Regions from separate parts of the Homo sapiens genome. Here region 2 is linked to region 1. Evidence: read pairs that join two places in POLR2A ChIA-PET (ENCODE). Cell type or tissue: MCF 10A. All regions are shown on one strand. Links, peaks and the distances in the headings refer to the core of each region. The heading gives the core; the rest is flanking DNA.

Region 1 (5,384 bases), core at 78-5,077:
ACAGGACTTGGTCATTTATTAGACTGGTGGTTAAACAGAAAGAGTCATCAAGATGGGTGCCCAGGATTAGGTAACTAGGTGGGTGGTGATAGCATTAGCCAGGGCAAGGAATCAAGCACACAGGACCATTTGTTGGAGACAGAGGAGGTGGGGAGGACAACAGAGAGGTCAAGCATGTTGCTTTGGGTCTATTGAGTTAAAGGCCCCTGGCAACATCCAAGTGAATATGAATGTATGGGCCTAACCTCAGGGAAGAAGTTGAGGATGAAAATACAGCATAGAAGTTGTTAAATCTATAGAAAAAGATGCATCTGCCTAAGGAGAGTGTATGGATACAGAAAAGAGGAGACCTGCAACAGAGCCCTGTGAACTTGCAGCCAGTCAAGAAAGTCAAGAGAAGAGCGAATCATGCAGAGAAGAAAAGACACTCAGCAAGGTAAGAGGCAGAGGTAGGAGACAAGGTGGGATTCTCATTAGAACTGAGTTAAAAGCAGCCAGTACAGCACCTGGCACATACAAGGTGTCCTCAATATTGGCAATTTTCTACCCAACTGGCAGGAATGTGAACAATAGTAACCGTCATTGAGTTATTGAACTCTTTTTTGTTTTCTTTTTTGTGACAGGGTCTTGCTCTGTCATCCCGGCTGGAGTGCAGTGGTGCAAACAGGTCTCACTACAGCCTCTACTTTCTGGGCTCAAGAGATCCTCCTACCTCAGCCTCCCAAGTAGCTGGGACCACAGGTGCATGCCAGCATGCTTAGCTAATTTTTTTATTTTTTATAGAGATGGGAGTCTCACGATGTTCCCCAGGCTGTCTCAAACTCCTGTGCTCGAACAATCCTCCCCACCTTGGCCTCCCAAAGTGCTGGGATTACAGGTGTGAGCCACCGTGCCCAGCCGTATAGAACTCTTACAAGGCCAAATACTAAGCATTTTCCCTGAATAGCTTATGCATCCTTCATAGCCTATTACTGTTATGCCTATTTTCAAGATAAAAGGAATGAAGCACAAAGACGTTCATAAGTGTAGGTAACACCCTAGTCTATAGATGGAGAAGCCGAGCCCAGGGTGACAATGCACAGTTCATTTCAGATAAGTGGCCTCTGAGCACATGGTAAAGAAGCAAGCACAGTCCGCAGGCCCAAACCCCTGCTCCACCTACCAGTTGCTGCTGCCTCTGCAGATTTTCTCCGGCCCTGCTGGGGCGTCCAGAGCACTCAGCACCAAACTGTACAGCACATCTTGACTCCAAGTCAAAGGGCCTAAAAAAAAAAAAAAAAAAAGCCTCCAAGATCTCCTGGCTGCCAAATTGTGATTGCAAAACTACTGATGATTTAACTGTAAATGAATCTGAAACATACGGACTGAATTTCTCTTGAACTACGCATTAAAATGCTCGTTTGATGAAAATAAAGGCCCTGTTGAAAAATTGTAAAGAAAAAAAGAAGGAAAAAACAAGGTGGTAAATATGTGAGATTCAAGGGGGTATGGAAAGTGAGGAGCTGGCAGAGAGAGAACACTTTTGACATCCCCTAAGTGCAAGGCAAGTGAGAGATTTTACAAGGGGACTGTGAATTTCTTCTGCCTCTCCAAGGGGATACAGCTTTGCTGGCCCTGACAGCCATGTGGGGGTGTCCAATGACTGCTGAGGTATGGCAGCTTAAGAAAGAGGAAACTCTATATACGAGATGCTTATGTGCGTCTGTGTGTGTGTATCTGTGTGTGTGTGTGCAGGTAACTGGAAAAGCTGGAAAAGGAGAAATATATATATACATATATATACATATATACATATATATACAGTGTGTGTGTACGTGTGTATATATCTATTTATATGAACCATCTTCGCTGTATTTAGATATAAAGATATATAAATATATTTAGGAGCTGGAAATACATAGATATATAGATATCTTGAGAAATAACCATTCTATGTATAAAATTTAAAGTGATAAATGTAAATATTATACTTACTTTATGTACAAATAATGTCAAGCTTAGATGTTTCATATATTCAGAATATGCATATTCTAGAAATATCTATGTTAAATATATACGCTAAGTATATATCTTTAAAATATATGTAATATATCTAGTTAAATATATCCATGTGTATTCCAAAACCCCAAAAGGAAGGACAATGTGCAGGAGAGCAATGGGTGCTCACAACCCTGACCTAGCTCCAATCTGATTCCCTGGTTGCTGGGAAAAAGCCAAAAATCACTGTTGGTATTTTTTAGGAGCTGTGCTTCCAGTGGCCTCTGGTCCAGTCTGTTCAACTCAAGATGGTATGAGCAGCGGGCTCCGTCAGCAGGCCTGAGCTGGACACACGTGACACCAGTCACCATGCAGAACAAGGAGTTCCTGCCCTTGAAACCCACAGGTCATCAACATCTTTGCATCTGGCCTCTTCTACGACTGGGTATTTTCCAATCATCCACTGCCTGCAACTTCTCTCCCGGAAGTCACAGTTGCCAACTGAAAACTTCCAAAGGGGTGAAGAGAAACCCCTCTCTGAACCTAAATAAAAACAGAGATCACCTTTGCCAGAGAAAGGGCGCCTGCTCAGAAGCTCTGATTTCAAATTATGAAGAGCACAGAGCCACAGTCCAGGCTTAGGAGTGACGCTGGTAAATGGTGGTGGTGGTTTCACTTTGTGTTTTTCCTCCCCAGTAAATTCTACTATCCTGTTTTATTTTCCTTCCTCCTCCAACCCTTTGGTGCTGTTAGGAAATAGTTTTGGGAAACACTTGTTCAAAACACAACAGCAGAAAACGGGTAAGCTGCCAGTAAGTTTTTCAAAAGAACTATTTGGCAGCCCTGAAACAGATTACAACGCTGGTACAAACCTTGACTGACTGCAGGGTTACAGATGTCAGAATCGTGTGTCTTCAGAAATATGCACAACAACAACTGGATTCCCTGTCATAATGCCTGGCCCTACCAACATTGCAAAATGCTGGCCGGCAGAGAGGACAGAAACCATTCGGTCACAGCCTTTTTCCTGAGTAATAGTGGGGTCCTGCAAGCTACAACTCAGTTGTCAATAGGACTGGAAATTCCTTGACTAAACTCATATAAACTGGACCTTTCCATGCATGTCTCTGTCAAAAATGACTTTCTTTTAAGAGAGATCAGTCAGCAGAAGGGAATGGGAATCTGTGCCAAGGCCGCAAAGGGATGAATACACACTGCCAGAAATCTGCCAGTGCTCCTGGCACAAGGCAAGAATTAACCCTTGACAGGGTGCAGGAAGTGAGATAATCCACTGCCAAGGTCCAGAACTCTGATGTGGGAGGGAGACCGCATTAGTTCAAACCTCGGCTCTGAAACTTACTTGTTATGGGGACAACTGAACCTCTCCATGTATCAGTTGCCCCTCCTGTAAAATTGGCATGATAATAATTGTCACTGTATCATAAAGACAGTCTGAGAATTAAATGGGTAAACATGAGAAGGACTTGGTACAATCCCTGATATATAGTAAGTTCTCACTAGATAGTAGTTATTATTTGTGTTGCTTTTTTGTTGCTGTTAGTTTCAGCTCACTACAATTAAGAAGCTACAAAATATGCTTTGCCTGAATTGGCACTAGCAAAAATTTAAGTACAAGAAGTACAAATTCACGTACAAGAAGTGTGTACGTGAATCCTTCTCCTAAGTACCACAGGGATATTTATTCACGATGGTGACTCCACCCAAAATCGCCCTATGCTCATTTCAACTACTTAACTAATTCATTGATTGATTGATTGATTCCTAATCATTTAACATTAGCATGGAGGGATAGCTACTTGAGGAAGATGCAGTTCCTGCTCTGACAGGATTCTTAGTCTACTTGAAGAGATAAACATGGACAGAATGATGACACAAGACACAGTCACTCACATTCTAAATAGGAGGACCCTCAGAAGCCAGAAGAAACACAGGTCCACTGGGTGGCTACTTGTCAATTCTGGCTCTCGAAAGGCACCTTTTCCGACACTTCCTCCCACCCTCAGCCTGGTGTGCACCTGCTTTCCTCAAGCACCCACAGCCTGCAGCTGCACTCCTCAGCCACTGTGTCTCCTCCTCTGGATTGGATACTCCCTGAAGGCATGGCTGCTCCCAGTCTTGTCTACTATTGTGTTCCCAGTGCTAGCTTACAATCCTCATTCAGAGAATGAATATATGAATGATGAGACAGAGAACGAAGAAGGGAATAAGGTAGAGTAGACTGAAGATGATAATTCTGGATTATCCGCAAGAGACCTGTTAGGAGGCAGTAATGCTGGCCTTGGACAACATGATCTGCATAGTCAAAAGACCTCAAGCAGAGAAACAACTGTCTACCTTTAGGCACACAATCAGTCTGTCTTCACCATGAAGACATGTGTCAGTGCTGAGATCTGAGAATCCCCAGGGTGAGCTAGCACTCGGCCAGAGAGCTGCTGAGCTGGAGGTGAACCTGTACCATGTTAGAGTGACAAGTATTGATGTAATAACAGTGCCAATTGCCCATGGAAATGGGCCATCAGGAAACTGGCATAAGCATGACCCATACAAAGTAGCCTCTTAGCTTCATTTTTAGAATCTACCTCCCAGCCTTTCAGCCAGTGGATACCCAAAACAGAACAGGAAAGGAAAGCAATGTTGATAATTAGAGTTCCATGATATTGCCTGTACTATTTCCTTTACATACAGCGTTGGAAGGTAACTAGTATTATTTCTATTTTATAGCTAGGGATCTTGCGGATCAGAGAGGGCAAGTAACTTGTCTAATGACACACAGCTACTAAAACTCGAGGATGGGACTTGAGCCCAGATTTTCTGACTTCAAAATCCATGCTCTTGCTTTTGAATCACGCTGTCCCTCTTCTCTTACGTATTATGATGGACTCACTCTAACTCCCATCACAAGGCATTTGTTTCTCAAAGGAAATCACAAACTGCTTATTTCACTATCATTTGGCAACTGCACACAGTTCTTCAGGGAAACTGGGGAGCCCGGGATGAAAATTCCACCCATGGATTATCTTAAATTGCTTGTGTTTCCTTGAAAAATGCCTGGCACTACCAACAGCTCTGGTATGGTTTCCAGCAGTGACCAGAGCCTTGTTCAACAAGGACGCTCTGATAATTGATTGGCTGTGCTCTTCCTAACATTTGACACCAACAGATGCTATGAATCTGAAGCTGCCATCTGTTCATGACACTCAGGTTTATGGGGGCCTCCAGGGCTTCAACCAGCCTGAAGAATCAGCCTTGGGTCCATTAGGGCACTGCCATGGCAAATCCAAAGCACTGGAGGAATGCTAGCTTCCCAGTGGGAAAGCCTTGGCAGGCTTTGGGATCCTGGGTGTGCCCAACTGCAGAGTGGAAGACAAAGGCTTCTAACAAAGAGG
Region 2 (5,384 bases), core at 325-5,324, 820 kb before region 1:
ACAGCTTAAATATAGAATCTTCCAGATTTTTTAGGTCTTTACTACCAATCTCCTGTGAAAAAATTCTGTAAAACATACACACACACACACACCCCTTTTCCCAAGAATAAGCAGTAGTATACAATCACAGGCAAGAGCGAAACCATATATGGAAAAGAAATGTTTTCTTCAAAGAAGCTACAAAGTCTGCAAACACATAGCTATGCTTAAACAAATATCTAACTTATATACCAAAGAGAATTCTCTACTTTTTAGTATAAACATCTACATTCAGATTAATGGGGACTTTATTTTACCTCAAATATAATGGCAGGGTATAATGCTTTACATCGGGTTAATTAAAAGGCCCATTAGATTTATTTTTCAAAAACTTTTGGGACAGTGTGACCTAAAGGTAAATTCAACCCTTTAGTTCCTAGAAGATAAAAACTACCAGCAACTTTCATATGATTTCATTTTTCAGCTTTAGGACTCATTAAAAAAAATCTTAGCATCTAGTTCAGCAAGAGCATTCTATTACATTAGAGCAGATGTTGGCAAACATTTTCTGCAAAAGGTGAGATAGTAAATATTTTAGGCTTTGCAGGTCGTATGGTATCTGTTACCACTATTCAACCCTGTCACCGTGGTGTGAAAGTGGCCACAGATAATATGTAAATGAATGAGAATGGCTGTATTCTAATAAAACTTTATGAACACAAATATGAATTTCATGTAATTTCCACATGTTACAAAATATATGACTATTCTTTAAATTTTCCCAATCATTTAAAATGTATAAATTAGCCAGGTGTGGTGGCATGTGCCTGAGGCTGAGGCGGGAGGATGACTTGTGCTCAGGAGTTTGAGACCAGCCTGGGCAACATAGCAAGATCTCATCTTTTAAAACAAATTTTGTTTTAAAGTAAAAATGTAAAAGCAAGTCTTAACACATGGGTCATGCATAAATAGATGGCAGGTCAGGTTTGGCCCTCAGGCTTTAGTTGCCGGCCCCTGCCCTGGGGCCCTGAATTACCTTATAAACTATATATTCACATTAAATTTTATGGGAAGTATTAAATAGAGGAAAATGCAGAACTAATAAACCCACTTTGGAAGAATCTCTCCCTTTTTAGACGTTGTGTGTGAATCCAAACACATCCTCTGCTAAGAGCATCCTGGAATCTTTTGAGAATTCAGTGTGTTTCACTTCGATAAAAGTGACTTCCTACACGGTAAAATTAAAAAAAAAAAAGATCTTGGAAGGCTCCTGGCTATCCAAACTAAAATGTGAAAGATAATTTTGATGAACTAGGCAGAAATAAACCAGAAGCATATGGTTTAAATTGTACTTAACAGAGACATGTGTTTCCATCTGGCCATTCTGGGGAATGTGACCAGTTGTCCTAATGGTTAGTGAGCACTCCTGGGGCTGGCTGACAGAAACCTCAATGAATGGGTGCAGGTGCGTGCAAAGGGACATTCTGAATATGGATACCCATGTGTGTGCACGTGTGTACACATCATGCTGAGACAACTAACACTTGCTAATCATTTGCCTGGGGGTAAATAGTCTTCTTTTACTTCCACCTGTCAAAGCCTATTTCTTCATCAAGGTTTCAATCAAATGTGTCCACTGAGAAAGCAGCCCCAACCTCCACCCTCTCTTCCTCCTTTCCCATTTCCCTGTTAGAATTAGCACTTCCTTTTTTTCACTCCTAAAAGTCCAACTTGGCTTATAGTTGTCTCTCACAAGATTGTGTGCTCTTGAGGTAAGAATTGTTTGTTTGTTTTTCTCTTTATATTCTTTTTGCCTTGTTTAGTACTTAGTACCAGGTAGGTGCTAAAAGCAATGTACTGAATGTGGCAAAACAACCAAATTGTTCTGGTAACAGTGACTAAGTGATAAGGGTTTAATTTTAAACACCTCACCTGTGTCCAAGAAGGCTCTTTTTTAAACATTTGCATGTCTCCCTGATTGAGATGAGGGTCCCTTATATTTAGAAAGGCTCTTCCTTTCCATTCCTGGGCTTGAAGAGAACGCTGGTTTCTGGTTGTGCTAACTGTTCTTCCCTTTAGTAGACAGTCAACAGCCTTGCGTTTTTAGCAGTAACTCATAGACACGCCTACGTACCTGCTTAGCTTGACATATGACTCACTGGGGCTTGGGCCAACATGTTGTCAGGCTAAGGGCCTGTTTTTGTGAACGTGGACTTGGATGTGGGGTGGGAGATGAGGAGGCAGACTTTTGACGTTGCCTGGCTGGGTGAACTTGGGGCAAGACCCTGAATCAGGTACCATCAGAGGTCATCTAGTCCAGCTGCTTCACTGTTCAAATGGGAAGGCCAAGGCCCATAGGGGAAGTACCTGGCTCAAATCCATGTGGCTTATTACTGTCAGAGCTGGCTTCCAACTAACCCTTTTGTTCCCAGTCTAAGGTTCTTTAAAATTACCTAATTAATTAATTAACTAACCAAACATTACTGAGGTCTGCCATTCATCAGGACTTCTCCCAGGTGCTGGGGGACGTAGTATGACTCAGGCATCCTCCCTGTCCTCTCGATCCTGCAGTGCAGTGGAGGCAGAGTGTAGCAAGAAGGGTGCAAACTTGGGCTTCATGTAGATTTGGGTGGGAGTCTCTCTTCTGCCTTTTTCTCACTGTGGGAATGAGAAAAATGAAATGCACATGTTGGCCCTTAAAGCTGTTGCGAAGCTTTAATGAGATAATTCACATAGAACCCTTCACATATTCCTTGGCATATAGTAAATGCTCAATAATAGGTAGCTATTAGTATTATAATGGAGACACTCAGCCCTCGGACCAATCAACTGCCTCAGTTACCTTATTTGAAAAGCGTAGGAAGGCATGTAAAATATTTGCAGAAAATTTGACCTCAAAAAAAGAATACAAGGTTAGCTCGCTTGCCTCAGATAGGGTAGACTGTAATCTGTATACAAAAAAGAAAGGTAATCTGCTTTTTTTTTTCCTCAAAACTGGGAGAGGAAAAGAGAGAATGTGATGATCAGATGAAAAAGAATTTCATTTGTGAGGTGAGAGCTGCATGCATGTTAGGCTATATGCAACTCCTGCCACATTCGCTTCAGACTTTTCAGAGAGAGCCATCATTTCTTTCATAAATAGAAGCCACCTTCCCATTACCCAGTTGACTATGGACCCAGCCCTGCCCTGATTTGGCCACCTCTGGGGCTCCCCCGGAGCCAGGCACAGGCTCTAGGCTGCGTCTCTGACTGGCTGGCATAAGCGGGTCACTGCCTTCAAGGCACTTTTCCGTTTTCATTTATGGACAGAGTCCCATGGGGTGCAAGTCACCCTGGTTTCATGCAGTGTTGCAATCGAAACTATTGAATCTCAAAATGGAATATAATTAAGGCTGGGTTAATAAAGCGTGTTCCACTTGTAGCCAGCAAAGGGTGTCATGTTTCTCCTTGCAGCTTTAGGCAAGGAAACTTAATCTCCAGCTTTGTCAGGGCAGACTGAATCAGAGATGTGTCATCGAGCGGAAAGCTTCTTTTACTTCTTGCAGTCACTACATGGCCAGCCTCATCTCTGTGGATTTATACTGAGCACACAGAATCCAGCCCGTGGCAAGGGCCCCAAGGAAAGGCCAACGCTGCAATATCTTTGAAGACTAATCTGCCTCTGTGTAGGAGGAATTAGGGGACGTTTGCTCTATGCTGGGTCCTGAAACTGATCCTGGAGATAGTACCCCTCAAGTATAGGAGTTGTCAAGGGCACAGGGATGGATGGCTGTGAGCAAAAATGGGATATGGTGTTTTAGACAGTAGGGCTTGAGAGCAGCATGAAGGCTTCGCAGCCTTTGTCTTGCCTTCCTTGCTGCTTTGTGTCCTTTTTCTTTCTTCTTTTCTTCTAGCAACATTGTACTACTCATCCTTCAGCACTCAACATGGCAAGCTTCCCTGACACTCCCAAGCAGAGACTACTGATGCTCATTAAGACCCTCTTAGCACTGAAGCCCACTGTATTATCAATATTGAACATGAATAGCCATTTATTTTGCTTATGATAATCTTTGCTGGGCTCTTTGCCGGGCATTTATATGTTATCTAATCCCATCACCTTGGCGTCCCCTTTAGTATGGACAAGCAAACTGAAGCTCAAAGAGGATGAGTACATTTCCTAGGGACACATAGTGAATTTACTCATCCAACGGATATTTATTCAACTCCTGCTACATGCCAGGTACTGTTTTAGACCCTGGAGATACATCCCTGAACAGACAAAGATGTCTGTCCTCATATAATTTTTATTCTTGTGTGTGTGTGTGTGTGTGTGTGCACGTGCGTGCGTGCATGCATGTATATGTGTATAAACAATAAAGAGGTAAAATATGTAGAATGTTAGAAGGAGATAAGTACTATGAAAAAAATGCAAATGTAAGGCTGAGCTGGAATTTGAACCCAGGTCTGCTTTACACCTAGCGTGCTCCTCACCACTCAGTTATATTGCCTGTGGTTCTCAGATCTTCTTGTAATTATCTATTGACTTGCCAGCCTCTGCCTCCTAAATTGTAAATTTATCTGGGGCAGGGCCTTTCCTATTAATCAGTTGTCCATCCTGGCATGAAGCTCAGTGGCTGGCACAGAGTCAGCATCCAGTGAATGCTTGTCCAGCATGTGAACAAATGAGTGGCCGTATGATGACACAAGAACTTGCTGAAAAGCAGTAATTTCCCAGGAGGCTGGCCAGTCCTGGAGGCCTGACTCTGCCGCAAATGTGTCCTGTTACCTCAGGCAAGTGTTGGAGCCCATAAAATTTGCAGAATGGGAAAAAATAATGACTGTTTTTGACTTCGTTGTAGCTTGGTCATGAAGATTAATGAGACAGTGCTCAGAGACATCCGCTTCTTTAAGGACAGGGACTTGTGTTATTCCCAGGGGTGTGCTCACTGTTCAGAAGGCCAGCAAGGATCTGCCATGGTGTTTTCAGGAGGGATTGGTCCTATAGAAATGAGTTTTGTTTTACTAAAAAGTTTCAAAGAAGATTTTATGAGCTGCCTCTTCTAGGCTGTGGGCCTGTGCAGAGGTTTGCTACCATTTGGAGCAAACGTGAAAACACATTTTTCCCCCCTTTGCCAAAGTGGGCTCTAATTCAGCTCAAAATTAAGTTTTCGTGAATGTTTCTTTCCCATTGTAGAAGTAACAAATGCTGCATGTGGGTTTTTTTTTTTGTTTTTTTTTTTGTTTTTGTTGTGTTTTTTTGAGTGAAATCTCATGCTTGGCTCTACAAGGGCAGCTCCTGGATTGCTTGTCGGCCAGTTGGCAAATATAAGTCATTAAGAAAAGTGGTGCTGGATCTGTGGTCCCTAGGAGAAAAGGGCTCTTCCACTGGACACTGGGAACAGGAAATGGGAAACCCCAGGGAT

Evidence for each region. Peaks named below come from ENCODE experiments on the same cell type or tissue, not always from the same donor. Only the 100,000 strongest peaks of a DNase experiment are listed, where the experiment ranks them.
Region 2: POLR2A ChIA-PET joins it to region 1 with 7 read pairs; 1 of 35 experiments calls an interaction of 5 or more read pairs at or near these places.

Annotation. Positions count from the first base shown.
Region 1 is chr9:107,730,671-107,736,054 of GRCh38, reverse strand. LOC124902242 (a long non-coding RNA gene) reads left to right here and starts at 1,573. Exons shown (of 2, transcript XR_007061719.1): 1 at 1,573-1,650; 2 at 2,241-2,692. LOC105376208 (a long non-coding RNA gene) reads right to left here and starts at 1,256. Exons shown (of 7, transcript XR_930229.2): 1 at 1,163-1,256. In MCF 10A, for the core only: no CTCF peak of the experiment used is centred there; DNase peaks (open chromatin) are centred at 1,264, 2,314, 2,814 and 3,184.
Region 2 is chr9:108,549,603-108,554,986 of GRCh38, reverse strand. No RefSeq gene overlaps it. Among named protein-coding and RNA genes, the nearest start is that of ACTL7B, 300 kb to the left of the region's middle. RefSeq lists an enhancer at 3,237-3,738. In MCF 10A, for the core only: no CTCF peak of the experiment used is centred there; DNase peaks (open chromatin) are centred at 2,136, 3,416 and 4,616.